2 separate regions of the Homo sapiens genome follow, and region 2 is linked to region 1. Evidence: chromatin contacts called from ENCODE Hi-C or POLR2A ChIA-PET data. All regions are on one chromosome and are shown on one strand. Each heading gives the region's core, a stretch centred on a gene start or an enhancer-like site at or near the end of the contact. The rest is flanking DNA. Distances are from core to core; before and after follow the strand shown. Region 1 overlaps CD34 (CD34 molecule). Region 2 overlaps PLXNA2 (plexin A2).

Evidence for each region. A loop is a pair of places that touch in the nucleus more often than their neighbours do. ChIA-PET counts read pairs that join two places held with the same protein, here RNA polymerase II (POLR2A). Pooled maps may share reads with other maps.
Region 2: a loop to region 1 is called in a pooled map, with 3 times the contacts of the local background. The contact joins two enhancer-like sites. A Hi-C loop is called at or near these places in 1 of 168 maps with a recorded cell type or tissue (naive thymus-derived CD4-positive, alpha-beta T cell), 1 of 37 single-sample maps with no recorded cell type and 11 of 50 pooled maps. POLR2A ChIA-PET finds 5 or more read pairs at or near these places in 5 of 52 experiments (CD4-positive, alpha-beta T cell, activated CD4-positive, alpha-beta T cell, activated CD8-positive, alpha-beta T cell and 2 more).

What each region holds. Positions count from the first base shown.
Region 1 is chr1:207,887,782-207,895,337 of GRCh38, forward strand. It overlaps CD34 (CD34 molecule), which reads right to left. Exons shown (of 8, transcript NM_001025109.2): 5 at 1,684-1,840; 6 at 1,380-1,432; 7 at 901-1,065; 8 at 1-142. Among named protein-coding and RNA genes, the nearest start is that of CD34, 20 kb to the right of the region's middle. Within about 2 kb of position 2,535, at least 27 of the 41 ENCODE cell types and tissues checked have a DNase peak (open chromatin) inside an H3K27ac peak, as active enhancers do.
Region 2 is chr1:208,072,633-208,080,188 of GRCh38, forward strand. It overlaps PLXNA2 (plexin A2), which reads right to left. Exons shown (of 32, transcript NM_025179.4): 12 at 6,628-6,818. Among named protein-coding and RNA genes, the nearest start is that of LINC02767, 120 kb to the left of the region's middle. Within about 2 kb of position 4,863, at least 3 of the 41 ENCODE cell types and tissues checked have a DNase peak (open chromatin) inside an H3K27ac peak, as active enhancers do.

The DNA of each region.
Region 1 (7,556 bases), core at 1,285-3,784:
CGTTTCTGGAGGTGGCCTGGCCGGTCCCGTTTTCCTGAGCCCCTCGGTTCACACTGGCCTTTCCCTGAGCCTCAGGGGAGGTCCCAGGTCCTGAGCTATAGCCCTGGCCTCCACCGTTTTCCGTGTAATAAGGGTCTTCGCCCTAGACAGTGTATAAATAAAGTAGCATTATCTGGTAAGCAGGGCTGTGAGACACTGGATGGGAGAGGGGCCCAAACAGGAAGTGGGGGCAGGGGTGGGAGAAGGGGGAGGGGGAGGTGGGAGGAAGGATCGGAGGGAGGGTGCAGCTGCATGTGCAGACTCCTTTCTTCCTGAAGAGTGGTCAGGGTTCCAGCTCCTAGAGGAGAAAGGACATAGGAGAGGCACCACACCATGCCACCGCAGCTCGGCAGCCAGCTCCCGCAGGAAAACGGGCAGTTCCAAGAAGGGTGGGATGACCTCCCCAGGGTAGGGGACAGGCCAGAGGCCAAGATTCAGACCTCAGCCTTGTCCTCCCTCATCCAGAATGGCAAATGGGGATTCTCCTTCCGTATACCTCCTTTTGAGCAAGGGGGCACCCACTGGGCATTTAACACGGTTGCAAATACAGTGTGGCTGATTAAACAGCCTGTTCTGGTGGCCCCAAGCTGAACTATCCCAGAAAACATAATGAATAGATGACACGAATCATCTGCTACCACACCGAGTAGGTGGGCTGGCACCATTACTGTCCCCTCCCCAGTTTGCTACATAATATTTTGAATCTTCCACCGATTACTGTGTGTGCACACATGCATATCTTTATGTAAGCTCACAGAAGGGCTTTTTCTAGTATTTCTCCTCCTGCTCCATGACATCCACTGAACTCCCCAGAAACCCACTATCTTCCTCATTTCCTTTACCCTGGCCCCCAGAACTGACCAGCCTTTCTCCTGTGGGGCTCCAGCTGCGGCGATTCATCAGGAAATAGCCAGTGATGCCCAAGACAGCCAGCAGGGCTCCCGAGGTGACCAGTGCAATCAGGGTCTTTTGGGAATAGCTCTGGTGGCTTGCAACATCTTGCTCAGTGAAATCTAGGATCCCCAGCTTGAAAAGAAGACAAAGAAGATACAGCCTGTCACTTGCCAAAAGTGGAGCCCAGCCCGCTCCAGCCCTCTGTGTGTGACTCAACAGTGAACAGATGCTTGAGGGCATTGACCTCAGGAATTTTTGAAATGGGATTTGAGACTGACGTCTCTTAATTCAGTCATACCCCACCATTTTTGGTTCAAGACTAGAAAGGAGAAGACTCAGAGAAGGATGGTAGGTAGAACTGGGGAAGATAATGACTTCCCCCCTTACTCCAGGGAGCCCCCCTGCCCCGGCATTCCCTCTCAGGCCCATCATCTCAGAGGACTTACCTTTTTCAGGTCAGATTGGTGCTTTTTCATAAGTTGGAGTTTGCTGGAAATTTCTAGAATTAGAAACAAGGGTTGCTAAATCTAAAGAGAAACCAGCTTATCCTGCTCCACCCTCCCATGCTGTTCTAGAAGATGCTCTGATGGCCAGGGTGGTCCATCTCGGGGGGACCGCTCCCAAAGCCAGCCAAGTCCTTCTCCCCAGCACCTGTGGTCTCTCTGGATCTAAGATGCCCCATCTCCACCCAGGATTCTCTAACCTCAGCCCTACTCCTTCCCTGTTCCCCCAGGCAGAGGTGCACCTTACCTGTTCTGTTGGCCAAGACCAGCAGTAGACACTGAGGCCTCACCTCAGACTGGGCAAGGAGCAGGGAGCATACCTGGGCCCCAGCATCAGCATCAGCCTGCTCCTCCCCACACAGCACTCGGGCCAGGCCCTCTCCCCTGTCCTTCTTAAACTCCGCCTGGGAAGACAGAGAAACATGGAGAGCAAGAGATGAAATTACTGCTCTGCCCTAAACTGCACCCAGAGTCTCTGATTACAGTCATACTCTTACCCCGTCCGCAAGAAGGATCCTTGTTTCTAAAATTCCAACAGAAAAAAAAAAAACTGCTAACTGTATATGTGCAACAACACAATAAGAAAAAAACCTAAATAATCTCCCAGGACCAAAATCCATATCTTCTAGTATCTAAGATGTTAGAGAACAAACTTAAAAAAATTGTCTCGTTGAAGCATTGCCCATGTACACATATGCAAATTAAACTCAAAAGAAATGGCCAAAAACAGAAAATATTAATAATGCAATAATAACTAAGAGAAAATATTCTGTTTCAAGATTACAGCAGTCCCCAATGATGGAAGAAAAGCCAAGGGAGGTGAGGAGGAGAGAACAAATCTATAATATACACTCAGTGGAAACCTCAGTGGCCTCCTCCCTCTTTCTACCCAAAGGAGTCTCAAAAAGTGCATTGCTCAAACTGAAATGGCATTTTTGTCTCGTCTTCCATCTCTGTTTTCCATTAAAAGCATGGAACCCAGTTTTAATGAAGTTCATAGATTTTTCTTCAGGTTGCTGACTGGGCCATCAGACCCAGGAATTTGGACTCAGAAGAAAAACTCTGATAATTCTTCAATAGTGAGTCAGAATTTATTCCAGCAGCCTCCAATCAGAGTGTCCTCCTCCCCTGAACAGGAAAGGAATTGAAACTAAGACTTTCTCTTCAGTCCGGATGGCAGATGGCAGAGAAGGAAATGCCTGAACAGCCCTGACAACTTTCCTGTTAGGGGAAAACTGCTGGGGTGTGTGACCATCATCAGAACTGGGTCTCTGTGGAGGAGAAAGCTTCCTGTTTGCGGGCAGGGCCGCTGCTTGCAACAAGGCCACAGGGTCCTCCCAGTTGGAATGGAGCCTGGGTATTTTCCCACTGCTGTGACCCAAGGCAGGAAAACCCAGGCTCCTTTGCTCCTACACAAAGCAAGGTCAAGATTGGCCTCAGGACCCAGCTGGAATTTGAAGCAGCTGAGGGAAAACAACTGGGCTTGGATAAGGCCAGGAGAGTGTGGTTAGCCAAACTCCAGGTCACAGAGACACGAGCCCAAACTGGAGCCTCAAAAAACCCCCAGGAAACAAGGCTACAGAGAAATGAGTTCTCAGGCCACTGCTGCTTCATTCCTCAGGAAAAGGAGCAATTCTGCAGGTCTCCCAGTAAGTCCTTGGATAGACGTTCTAACTCTGGAAAAATCCGTTTTTCTGAACAGCATTTGAACTAAGTAGTCTGAATGCCACACTGAACCAATCAACAGTCTCCACCTCTCTAAACCCAGTTGTCTCAGGGGAGCCTTACATGGCTTCCCCTTGAGCACCCCCGCTCCCCAGCACCGAGAGTCTGGATGAGGAGGAGGGGGTTTCTTGCCTGGATGACTCTGGGCTTCTGAAGTATCTCCAGTTGAAATAGGTCTGCTTCCCAAGAGAGGCAGAGGGACAGGGCTCCTGCAGGTTGTAAACTAGCCAAACCAAATGGCACCTTCCTCCACCTGCTGAGTGCAAGAAGCCACACCTTGACAATGTATCAAGCCCTGAATATAGGACACTGCGTGAAAGCCTCTGTGCAAGTGTCATGTGTATGTGTGTTGTATTCATGTGTCATGTGTAGGGGGGTGGGGATTGGGAGGTATCTATGAATTCCACCTTGTCAAAGCTTTCAGTTTGCATGTACGGCAATTAAAATGATGGATGCCAACCAGGCGCGGTGACTCATGCCTGTCATCCTAGCACTTTGGGAGGCTGAGGTGGGAGGATTACTTCAGCCCAGGAATTCGAGACCAGCCTGGGCAACACAGGGAAACCCTATCTCTATAAAAAATTTAGAAATTCAACCGGGTGTGGTGGCATGCACTTATAGTACCAGCTACTTGGGGGGCTGAGGTGGGAGGGTCTCTCCACCCTGAGAGGTTGAGTCCACTGTACTCCACCCTGGGTGACAGAGACCCTGGCTCAAAAATAAAGAAATAAAAAATAAAGTAACAGATGCCTATGATATCCAGGCACAGTTCTGAGTGCTTTCCATATATTAACTCATTTAGGCCTCACACGACCTACGAGATTGGTAGAGTTATTCTACTAATTTTGTAGATGAAGAAATGGAGGCGTGAAGAGACTCCAGAGGCCAGAGCTACTGCCATGGTAAGCACCATAAGAAAGGTACAACCAAAGTGCTATGGACATACTAAGGAGCGTGAGGACACGTCTGGTTAAGGTTAGCAGACACATGTCACTATAGGCCTTGAAGAATGGCTGGAGGGTGAGCAGAGGAAGCCAGTGGGGAAGAGCATTTGGAACTGAGGCCCCACCTCCAGGAAGCCCAAGATGGGGACAGCATGCATTATTCCACAACCCTCATTTCAAAGAGAATGAAGAACACTACCTTCTCCCTGGTATTCACTATCCTTCAAGACTCAACTCAGTTTCTACCTCCTCAATGAAGCTGGTCCTACCTTCAACCAGACTGGGCATCAATCCTTACTCTGCTCTTTACTGGATTCTTTGCAAGTCATGCAACTAGTCTGAGTGTCATGTTCCTCAGCTGTACACTAGGTTGTTGTGGTGACTAAATAGATATTGTATGAAAGTGTCCAGTTGGGTGCAGTGGCTCATGCCTGTAATCCCAGCACTTTGGGAGGCCGAGATGGACAAATCAGATGAGGCCAAGGGTTCGAGACCAGCCTGGCCAAAATGGTGAAACTTTGTCTCTTCTAAAAAATGCAAAAATTAGCTGGGCATGGTGGTGGGCATCTGTAATCCCAGCTACTCGGCAGGCTGAGGCACGAGAATCGCTTGAACCCAGGAGACAGAGGTTGCAGTGAACTGAGATCACAACACTACACTCTGCACTCCGGCCTGGGCAACAGAGCAAGACTCTGTCTCAAAAAAAAAAAAGTGTCCAATGTGGTGTTGAGAATCTAGTGGGCACTAGATAAATAGCAGCTGCTACTATCATTATTAATAATAGTAATACCTTATATACCATATCATCTAGAGTCTACATATTGATCATATTCTATGCATTGTTATTGTCATTTTTCTGTGACTAGATTGTAAGACTCCTAAGTGTGTGTTGGGGGGAGTGCACATTATAGCATTTACAACCCAGACTGCATGAACCGTGGCACCAAACAAAAGAACTCAGGGAATTGTTGTTCAACTTAACATCCCAACCAGTTGGCCTCCACACAGGGTCCCTCCACCCCTTGCACAGTTTCTTGGACTAGATTCAAGGGAATAATAGCGGCCAGCCTCCCACTCTGGAATCCAACCGCATCAGTGAATTGTGTTTGGGCCCCAAGAGGAGCAGGTGGATCCTGAACAAAGCACAATGCTTCTCCGGACACTTGGAATAAACATCCTCCCCCAAGAGAGGCTGTGGGCAAACATCACGGGAGAGTGGGCAGGAGGAAGACACAGCCTCACCATTTTGTTCATGAGAATCAGATTTACAAGCTCCTAACTACATCAGCTCACACATGTTTCTCTGCAAACACAATAAACCCATCTAACCTCTCTAGAGTAGCATTCTCAAACTTTGCAAAGACTCTTAACATCAAGCATTGCAATGGGGACGGAGATGGGGGTGAGGGAGGGACAGGTATTTTTCTAATGACCTTTAAGATATTTAAGATATTAAGATCCTAGAACGCTGAGATTCTAGGATCAATCATCTCCCCCAACCCCTTTTAATATAATTTTATCTATTTTGGTGTGAGTTTGACAATGCAGGTGAAAACGCTATTTTCACATAGAAAATGGAATAATGAAGGGACCTGTTTCAAGTCACCTAACAAGTGGGGGCAGCTAACGAAGGATGAGAAGTGAGATCGTTTCCAGATTGCAGGCTTTTTCCAGTAGACACACCATCTTCATAAATCCTTCATCTGTAACTTATGTTTTCCGCATGGAAACTGACCTTTAGTGCAAGCTGGAGGCAGCCTGCCTCAGATGAAGTCAATGTGAATAAGAGTAAAGTGAGCTAGCTGAGTAATTACAAACTCTGCATATAAACAGATGTGGTACTAAAGATAGGTATACAAATTGGCGGACAAAGGACTTGACTAGACTTTTCCCCAAAGAAGATATACAAATGGCCAACAAACACATGAAAGAGGCTCAACATCACTAATCATCAGGGAAATGCAAATCAAAACCACCATGAAATACCACCGCATACCCATTAGGATGGCTGCTATTTTAAAAACCCAGAAAATAACACGTGTTGATGAGGATGAGAAGAAATTGGAACCCTTGTACCCTACTGGTGGGAATGTAAAACGGTCTGGTGGTTCCTCAAAAATTCAAAAATAGAATTCCCATGTGGTCCAGCCATTTCACTTTTGGATATATCCCCAAAAGGACTCAAATCAGGTTGCCAAGGAGATATTTGTACACTTATGTTAAAAGCAGTATTATTCACATTAGCCTAAAGGGGAAAAAGCCCAAGTGTCCATCAACAGATGAATGGAGAAGCAAAACAAGGTTTACACTTACAATGGAATATCATTCATCCTTAAAAAGGAAGGAAATTCTGACACGTGCTACAACATGGTTGGACTTTAAAGACATTATACTGAGTGAAATCAACCAGTCACATAACAAGACAAACACTATGACTCTACTCATATGAGGTACCTAGAGTAGGCAAAGTCATAGGAACATAGGAACAGAAAGTTGCCAGGGTCTGGGGAGAGCAGGGAGTTGTTTCATGGGTACACAGTTTCAGTGATGGAAGATGCAGACAGTTCTAGAGATTGGTTGTACAATAATGTGAACGTACTTACTACTACTCAATGGTACCCTTAAAAGTGGTTAAGGTGATGACTTATGTTATGTATATTTTACCACAATTAAAAATATTTTGGTGGGTTTCTCTGGACAAATGGGTGTAGCATAATAGTATAAAGTAATCTTACATTTTGGAAACTATTTGGGGAACCACAACCACAAAAACTAAATTAAGCTGACACTGCTGCCAAAAGAATGACAGTTAGACTCAGGAAGACACATCCTACTAATGAGGGTGCTGAGATATGGTAAAAGGTGTTTGAGATGAGAGTGGTATCACCTTCCCTTCCCCTGGCTGCCTAGAGATGATGGCTGGGGAGCAAAAAAAAAAGAGTGATTGGGATAGACATGTCTACAGAATGCACATACAGAAGACACGCCTACAGAATCCACATAGGGTGAGCTAACATATTGGTACTCACTATGTGTCAGTGCAGAATGAGTGTCTGGATAGCTAGACTCATGCACATATATTCCTGTTATGGGCATATATTAGATGAGGAGCATACCAACATACATCAAGGATGTGATGCTCGGGGAAACCAAATCCTTCCTGCTCTTCACCAGGGTATTAGGTAGGGCCTGAGGCTCCCAACATTAGAACCAATACCTTAAGGCCCTCTGACACCGAAAGTACAAATCCAACCTAAGGAAAATTAGGAGGCTCTGCAGCATTCGCAGCTTTTGGAACAGATTGTTTATCAGACAAGCAGGGAGTAGGGACCAAGGAAAGGTCATCTTGGACATAATCGGGAGCTGTGGCTAAACATTTTGGAACAGGATAGCAAGCTGAGGATAAATTACCTTGGGGAGTAGCAGGAGGCTTTGCCGCATGGGGGCTGAG
Region 2 (7,556 bases), core at 3,613-6,112, 190 kb after region 1:
ACTGAGTGTGATAGCTTCAAGAAATAACTGGGGTAGAGGTTAGAATAATGCTTCCCCCAAAAGGCAAGAAATGACTGCCCCAAGCTCACATGCCCCAATATCCCCTTCTTGTTTTTCCTCCCACTCATAGGAGTAAGTGTGGACCTCATTACATTTAGGAAGACAGTTAGGTGAAGATTACTTTAAGGCTCAGTACAAAGGGTAGCCAATGTTCCCAATTTATCTGGCATCTCTTGGTAAGTTCCAAGAGGATTCTGATCCTGCACGCAGAGACATTTTAGGTACTCTTGGGGTGGGATGAGGTGGGGAAATGTATAGCCAAGGAATAGCCCTCCATCCCCCTCACCATGGTGTGGTGGAGGAAGTCGGCCTTCTGCTCTGCCACTAACCAGATGTGTGTGTGACACTGGGCTAATTCTTTACTTCTCTAAGAACTGTTTCCCCAACTCTTAAGTGAAGATAATAATAGCCAACTTGCAGGGTTGTTTGAAGGAGTAGGCTCAGAGCCTGGCACATGGGAGAGTCTTATTAAAGAGAAGCAATTATCATGAAGACTCCCAGAATTAGAATGTTGGCTGGTCTGCTCATGTCCCTTGCCTGAGGTCCTGAGGTTAGTGTCCTCATTAACAGAAGACCTGTATCCCTGCTTCAGTCCTTCTACACAGGACACAACTGCAGAGGGTGGAGATTAGAAGTCTGCCCTAGGCCTTTTGGAGGAAGCACAATGGCCTGCAGGGCAGTCAGTTTCCAGCCTCTTCCAGGTGGCCAATGTTCAAGCATAGGCTGGGGCTACATTGGAAGAGGCTGCATAACCTAGCCTCCTTAACCAGGAGTCACATATACATGTGACAGACAACTTCCAAGCCCAGCATAGTTCATGGCATACAGTAGTCATTAATTAAATATTCATTTAATGAGTGAATTAACATATTTGGAATGGTGGCATCTCCCCCCTCTGATCAGAATGCTCACTCTTATGGTTTGACTCTTGTCTCCTCAAAATTCATATGGTGAAGACCTAATTCAGTGCCTTAGAATGGCACCTTCTTTGGATATAGGGTCTTTAAAGAGGTAATCGTATTAAAATGAGATAATTAGAGTGGGCACTAATCCAATATGACAGGGTCTTTATTTAAAAAAAAAAAATAGGGAGACAGACACACACACAGAGATAGAATGCCATGTGGACATGAAGGCAGAGGTCAGGTTGATGCTTCTACAAGCCAAGGAACAGCAAAGATTCCCAGCAACCACCAGAAGCCAGGAAAGAGACCTGGAACAGATTCCCCCTCACAGCGCTCAGAAGGAACCCACGCTGCTGACACCTTGATCTTGAAGTTCAGACCTCCAAATATATTCAGGTTGTTTAAGCCACCTGTTTGTGGTTCTTTGCTAGGGCAGCCCTAGGAAACTGATACACTCGCTTGGAGTGAAGAAGACCTCTGTTATGTGAGCTCCAAAATCCCTTTACCCTCCCTGAGTTTATCTTCCTGAGAAAATATTCAGTCTCTTCCTTTTCTGCTGGATCCTGCCTACTCATGGCCCCTTAAGAAATGTTTTTCTCTGGGCCTTCCTTTCCAGTCTGTGGCTCCTAACACCCTCCTCTTTGAGGTCCCAGCAGGTCCTGAAGCATAGGCTGGGGGAACGGAAACGTGGCGGGCCAGCCATCTCATGGGCTTTCCAATCCTCTGCACGTCTCCTGTTCCTAGGGTTGAACAGGTGACACGTGCACAGACACCCACGATGACAGCTGGAAATGGGAGCAGCTCAGGAGGCCTCCCATGGGGGACAGCATCATTATCACACCACGAGCTGGCTGAGGAGCAGAAGGTAAGTCCTGAGGGGGTCCTAACCTGAAGTTTATGCAAACTGTGAAATTCAATAGCCTGTACAACTTGTTCTACATGAAGCTGCCATAAAAGATGGGTCCCTCGGGTGGGCCTGGTTGCCATGGAGAAGATGGGGTAAGGAGGGGTTAAGGAATAACACAGCTGTTTATCTAACTATGCGTGAGCCCACTTCTTTTTCTAACGTAGAACTCCTTTGAGATCATCTCATTTATTTCTCTGCTGTCCCAGGAAGGACAGCATCCATTCCAGCTTCCACTTATTTCCAGGACTGGAGATTCTGCCACCCCCAACTGCCATCACAGGCCATCTTAGAATCCTTCTCTTTTCATCCTTCAAGAAGGATCTTTGTAGTAAATGGCTTCTATTTACTGCACAGAGTGGCTGCACTAAGGAGGACACCCATTCTGAAGATGAAGGCTGGGGACAAGGAGGTCTGCATCAAAGGGTATGGGCCTCATGGAAGTCCGATGATTCAGAGGTTTGGGGAAAACATCTATGCCAGTGCAAAGGGATTAGCCAAGAAAGCTGAAGTAAAGAAAATGAGTTGGCCGGGCATGGTGGCTCATGCCTATAAATCCAGCACTTTGGGAAGTTGAGGTGGGCGGATCACCTGAGGTCAGGAGTTTGAGACAAGCCTGGCCAACATAGTGAAACCCTGTCTCCAGCAAAAATACAAAAATTAGCTGGGCGTGGTGGCACGTGCCTGTAGTACCAGCTACTCGGAAGGCTGAGGCAGGAGAATCCCTTGAACCCGGAGGCGGGGGTTGTAGTGAGCCAAGATCACACCACTGCACTTCAGCCTGGGCGATAGAGTGAGACTCTGTCTCAAAAAAAAAAAAATAATAAGAAAAGAAAATCTCCTTAAAGGTTGCTTTTAGCAAATTACATATTCTTGCCAAAAACACCATAGAAATGAGGTTGTGTCCTTCTCAGAGCATTCTATTGAAAGGTACATGAGGTTGATTTTTCCCATTACTGGCTTTGTTTACTTTCATCAATTGGTTTAGGTGAGGTCTACCACGTTTCTTCACTGCCCAGTCACTATTGTTCTTGTCATAATTAACAAGTATCTTATGGGAAGGTAGCTTAAGGTTATGTAAATATCCTATTTCTCATCATACTTTCATCTACTAATTTTAGTGTTCATTGACCATTCTTTGCCTGAAACAATTATTACTTGTGTACTGTGCCAAATGGTGATTTCTATTTCCGTAATTACTTCTACATTTTTTAGTTGGAATCTAGTGTAAAGAAGAGCTTTTCTCTCTATTTATTTATTTAGAGATAGGGTCTTGGCCAGGCATGGTGACTCAAGCCTGTAATCCCAGCACTTTGGGAGGCCAAGGTGGGCGGATCACTTGAGGTCAGGAGTTTGAGACCAGCCTGGCCAACATGGCAAACTCCACCTTTACTAAAAATACAAAAATTAGCCAGGCGTGGTGGTGCATGCCTGTTGTCCCAGCTACTCAGGAGGCTGAGGAGTGAGAATTATTTGAACCCAGGAGGTGGAGGTTGCAGTGAGCCAAGATTGCGCCACTGCAGTCCAGCCTGGGCGACAGAGTGAGACCCTGTCTCAAAAAAAAAAAAAAAAAAAGTTAAAAAAGAGACAGGGTTTTGCTCTGTTGCCCAGGCTGGAGTGCAATGGCATGATCATAGTTCACTGTAGCCTCGGACTTCTGGAATCAAGTGATCCTCCCACCCCAGTCTCCCGAGTAGCTAGCACCACAGGCATGCACCACTACACCCAGCAAAATTTAGAATTATTATTATTATTTTTTAGAGATCAGGATTCTGCTATGTTGCCCAGGCTGTTCTTGAACTCCTGGCTTCAAGCAATCCTCTCAGCTTCTGCTCCCCAAAGAACTGGGATTACAGGTGTGAGCCACTGCAGCTGTCCCCCCATTATTTATTTACTTGTTTGTTTCTTTTTTTCAGGAAGAACCATGGATTCTTATTCTATTGGTGAAATCCACGGCTATCAATTTTTATGTTCTTGCTCAAATTGCCCAGATTCGGCTTCTGAGATCCCCTTCAAGTTGTGTCAGGTGCCCTGTTGATAGGTACCATACAGGTATTTTTGGTACTTTTGCCACAGTAATATGTAACCTGAATTTGATCATGAGGAAGCATTAGACAAATCCAAATTGAGGGACATTCTACAAAATAACTAGCCTGTACTTCTCAACAGTACCAAAGTCATAAAAGACAAAAAAAGACTGAGGATTAAAAGACTAAGGAGACATGACAATAGAATGCCACATGGGATCCTGGATTGGATCCTAGACCAGAAAAAGGACATCGGTGGGACAATTGGCAGAATATTAATAAGGCACGTTTATTAGATGGTATTATTGTATCCATGCTAATTTCCTGATTTTGATAATTATACTGTGGTTATGTAAGATGTTAACTTTGGAAATCTGGGTGAAGGGTATATGAAAGTTCTTTGTACTATTTTTGTACCTTTTTATAAGTCTAAAATTATTTCAAGAATGAAAAGTTAAAGAAAGAGACAATGACTTTCACAGGGAAAGGAGGATGGGGTAGGGGTAGGAGAAAATGAAAAGAAAAAAAATATTGAAATGAAAATAATGAAATGAAAGAAAATATTCCAGATAATCATGAATACAACATTCCAGGCCTGGATGCTCCCTCCCCCATGTCCTGTTCAGAGTGACCTCCCCCGAGTGGCTTGGGACACAGCATGGATTTGTCTCTCTCCAAAGATGCTCCTTCATTTCACAACAGCCTTGACTTGAAAAGTACCAGCAGGAGATTGGGGCCTCTGATGCCTGCTGATATGTTCACTGGGAAAATCAATTACAGCATAATTACCTCGGGGGGTTAATTAGCCTCGCGTAGCCTGGGTGTCCTCTGTGAACAGAGCAGCCCGTCAGCCCCCGGTCAGCGAGCAGGGGCGGCTGAGGCAGAGGTTTCCCAGTGAGAAGCTTGCCTTCGGCTGGAAAGGGGCCCCAGCCAGTTGGGGAGTGGATGGTGCAGCTGCTGGGGCTGGCAGAGGCGGGTGGTGCTGATAGAAGCAAGTCTCTGCCTAATTTAAGCTCCCCCACACCATGGGTGCCCACAGATGTAGAGACTGACAACTGCAGCAGCAAGAATTACAGAACAGTGCAAGTTCTCAGGCCAGCAGTGGCCGGAAATCACTCGAATCAGGGGGAAGGCACGGAGCCCTGAGCAGCTCAGGAAGCTAGCTGTCTGAGGGCAGAGGCTGGGGCACCACCAACAGCCCCTGCAAACATTCTCTTCCAGAGACATAAAGACACAGGAGAAAGTCAGGAGGCACCATCCCTGGTCACGATCAAGAATAAAATGGGATTGAAGTAGCTCTGTCTTTGAAAGGCAGTGTCTGTGCTCTCCTAACTCCTCTCTGCACAGATGAATGAGGGCCTGGATGCAGTAAGAGCTCTCCCACCGACAGCCCTGCATTGTCCGGGATATGGTGTCTTGTGGATGGATTGCATCTATCTGGTCTATGAAAGGTCCGGATATGAAGGAAGGGGAAGCACCACTTCTTCTTTTATGTTACTTGGGAATATTGTAAAGAATTTAAAAATGGTTTTATAATTAAATATGAGTTCAAATGTTGGCTCTGCCACTTATCAGCGGTATAAACTTGGGCATGTCACTCAATTTCTCTGAGCCTCATTTTCTTCATCTGTACAGTGGGGGTGAGAATACTTATTTCCCATGGTGGTTGTGAGGATTAAATGTAATTTACTCACATTAAATAAATAATTTCTACCTCTTCAAATAACCTATCTGTAGGTTAGCAGCACCCATTCTATCTTGAGGGTTTCTTTTTAAAACTGATCTGGGGTTTTGATATAATCATAGAGACGTTCTAGAAGTTTCCCAATATTCTGTGACATAGGTGAGGACCAGAGTTGCTTTCCTTGGCCAGCAGGGAAAATGAAGCAGGGAAAAGGATGGTGCAGCAGCTCAGGGAAGAGGCAGAAAAGGAGCAGCCTCTTCCTCCTTTCTTAAACATGCAGATCACTGGGTACCTGCCTGGGCCTTTATTCCTAGCCACCACCAGGAAAGTGCAGTTAGTTTCAAAGCATGAGTGACAGTTATAGACTAGGGAGCAGTGAAGAGGGAGCACAGAACACAACCAAAGTTAAATACAGCAACTCCTCTCCCAGGCCATTTGAAACCCAAGCAATTGCATTTTCATCCACATCATCTTCCTTTGGAATTTGCTATTTTGGAAACATCATTTTTTCCCCAGGATAATTAACTTCCTTTTCTTTCCATTAAAATGCATGAAAAAATTGGGACGGGGAGTAAATCCTGGGAAATGGCACGGTGGCTAATGTAGTGCCTGCCTTTACTCTCTTCTTCCATTTTCAGCTTTGCAACTCCGAGCTAATTGCGGCTCCTGAAATCACATTTCTGCTGAGAAAAGCTAAACCTGTTTTCTGAAATGTTCACCCACCATGGAGCCAATTTCTCCTCCTCACTTGGCTCAGCCAGCCTGGCAGGGAGACTGGGTTGGCTCTGCCTCCCTTGTCGTGTGCACGTGCACACCAATGCGCTTGTACATTCATGCGCAGGCATGAGGATGCGCTTCCATACACTTACCTCTTATACCTAGACAGGGGCCGTTAAGACACACGCGAGAGGTTTCCTACACCCCCCCACATTAAACTCACTGTACGCCAATAATTTGTCCACAGAGTCTCAATTTGCACTCCTCTCCCACTGTCTTGGGGTCAGCTCTTGGCCACCCCTTCCTGCTCTAGAGACTTGCAGGACTTACCTCGGTGATTTGAGGGTTGGAGCACTTGACATTGTGGCTGGACCAGTCGAGCCAGGGGCTGGAAGGGCTGGTACAGTGCTGGTGGAGGGTGCACCTGCGCTCGCCGCTGCACCAGCCACACTCAAACTTCCGGTCGGCCTTGAGGCAGAGGCCGCAGCTCTCCCGCTGGGCTGCACACTTGTAGAGATGGACTGCAAAGAGAGCAGGTGGTCACAGATGAAACCAGAAAGGGCTGCTCACAATGCACCCTCCTCTTGCAGGTGTGATAGAAATGATAGAAACTCTTCCCCACCATGGATAACACCACCAATCATCATTATCATTGCAAGAATGACTGAGGAATTAGTAAATTGAGCCTCTTACCAGTCACTTAAGGGCACTAGGAAGAATAATATTATTTAAGAATTCTGGCTCTAGATTGAATCAGATTAGGGCTTTAATTGTGGCCTCACTACTTCCTAGCAATGTGAGAGAGGATTCCACCTCCTTGAACCTCACTTACCTAATCTCTAACATGAAGATAATCGTTGTTTTTTTTTGTGAGGTTGGAATAAGATAATGTATATTAAGTGCTTAGCACAGTGCCTGTAACATATCTGATGCCCTATATATGTTTATTATGTTTTCTTTGAACTCGTGCTATATTCTTATGCTGCCATCTCTCTTATTCTCCACTCTCACATATGGTCCTCATGCAGGAGGTAAGGGCTGCTTTCCTCCATTGAAGGAAAAATGAGGCTCAGGGAGAGATAATGACTCTTAGAGCTTAGTAAAATTAGTGACCCAAACTGGAATCTTCAAACTCCAACTTGCTTTGCTGCTTAATGGTAGGTCCTGAGAAGTGAGGACTGTTGTCTGGCAAACTGGAAATTGCATGGGTTTGAGACGGGAGTCAGCTTGGGGTTAAAGAAAGGCCAGGTGGCTAGCAG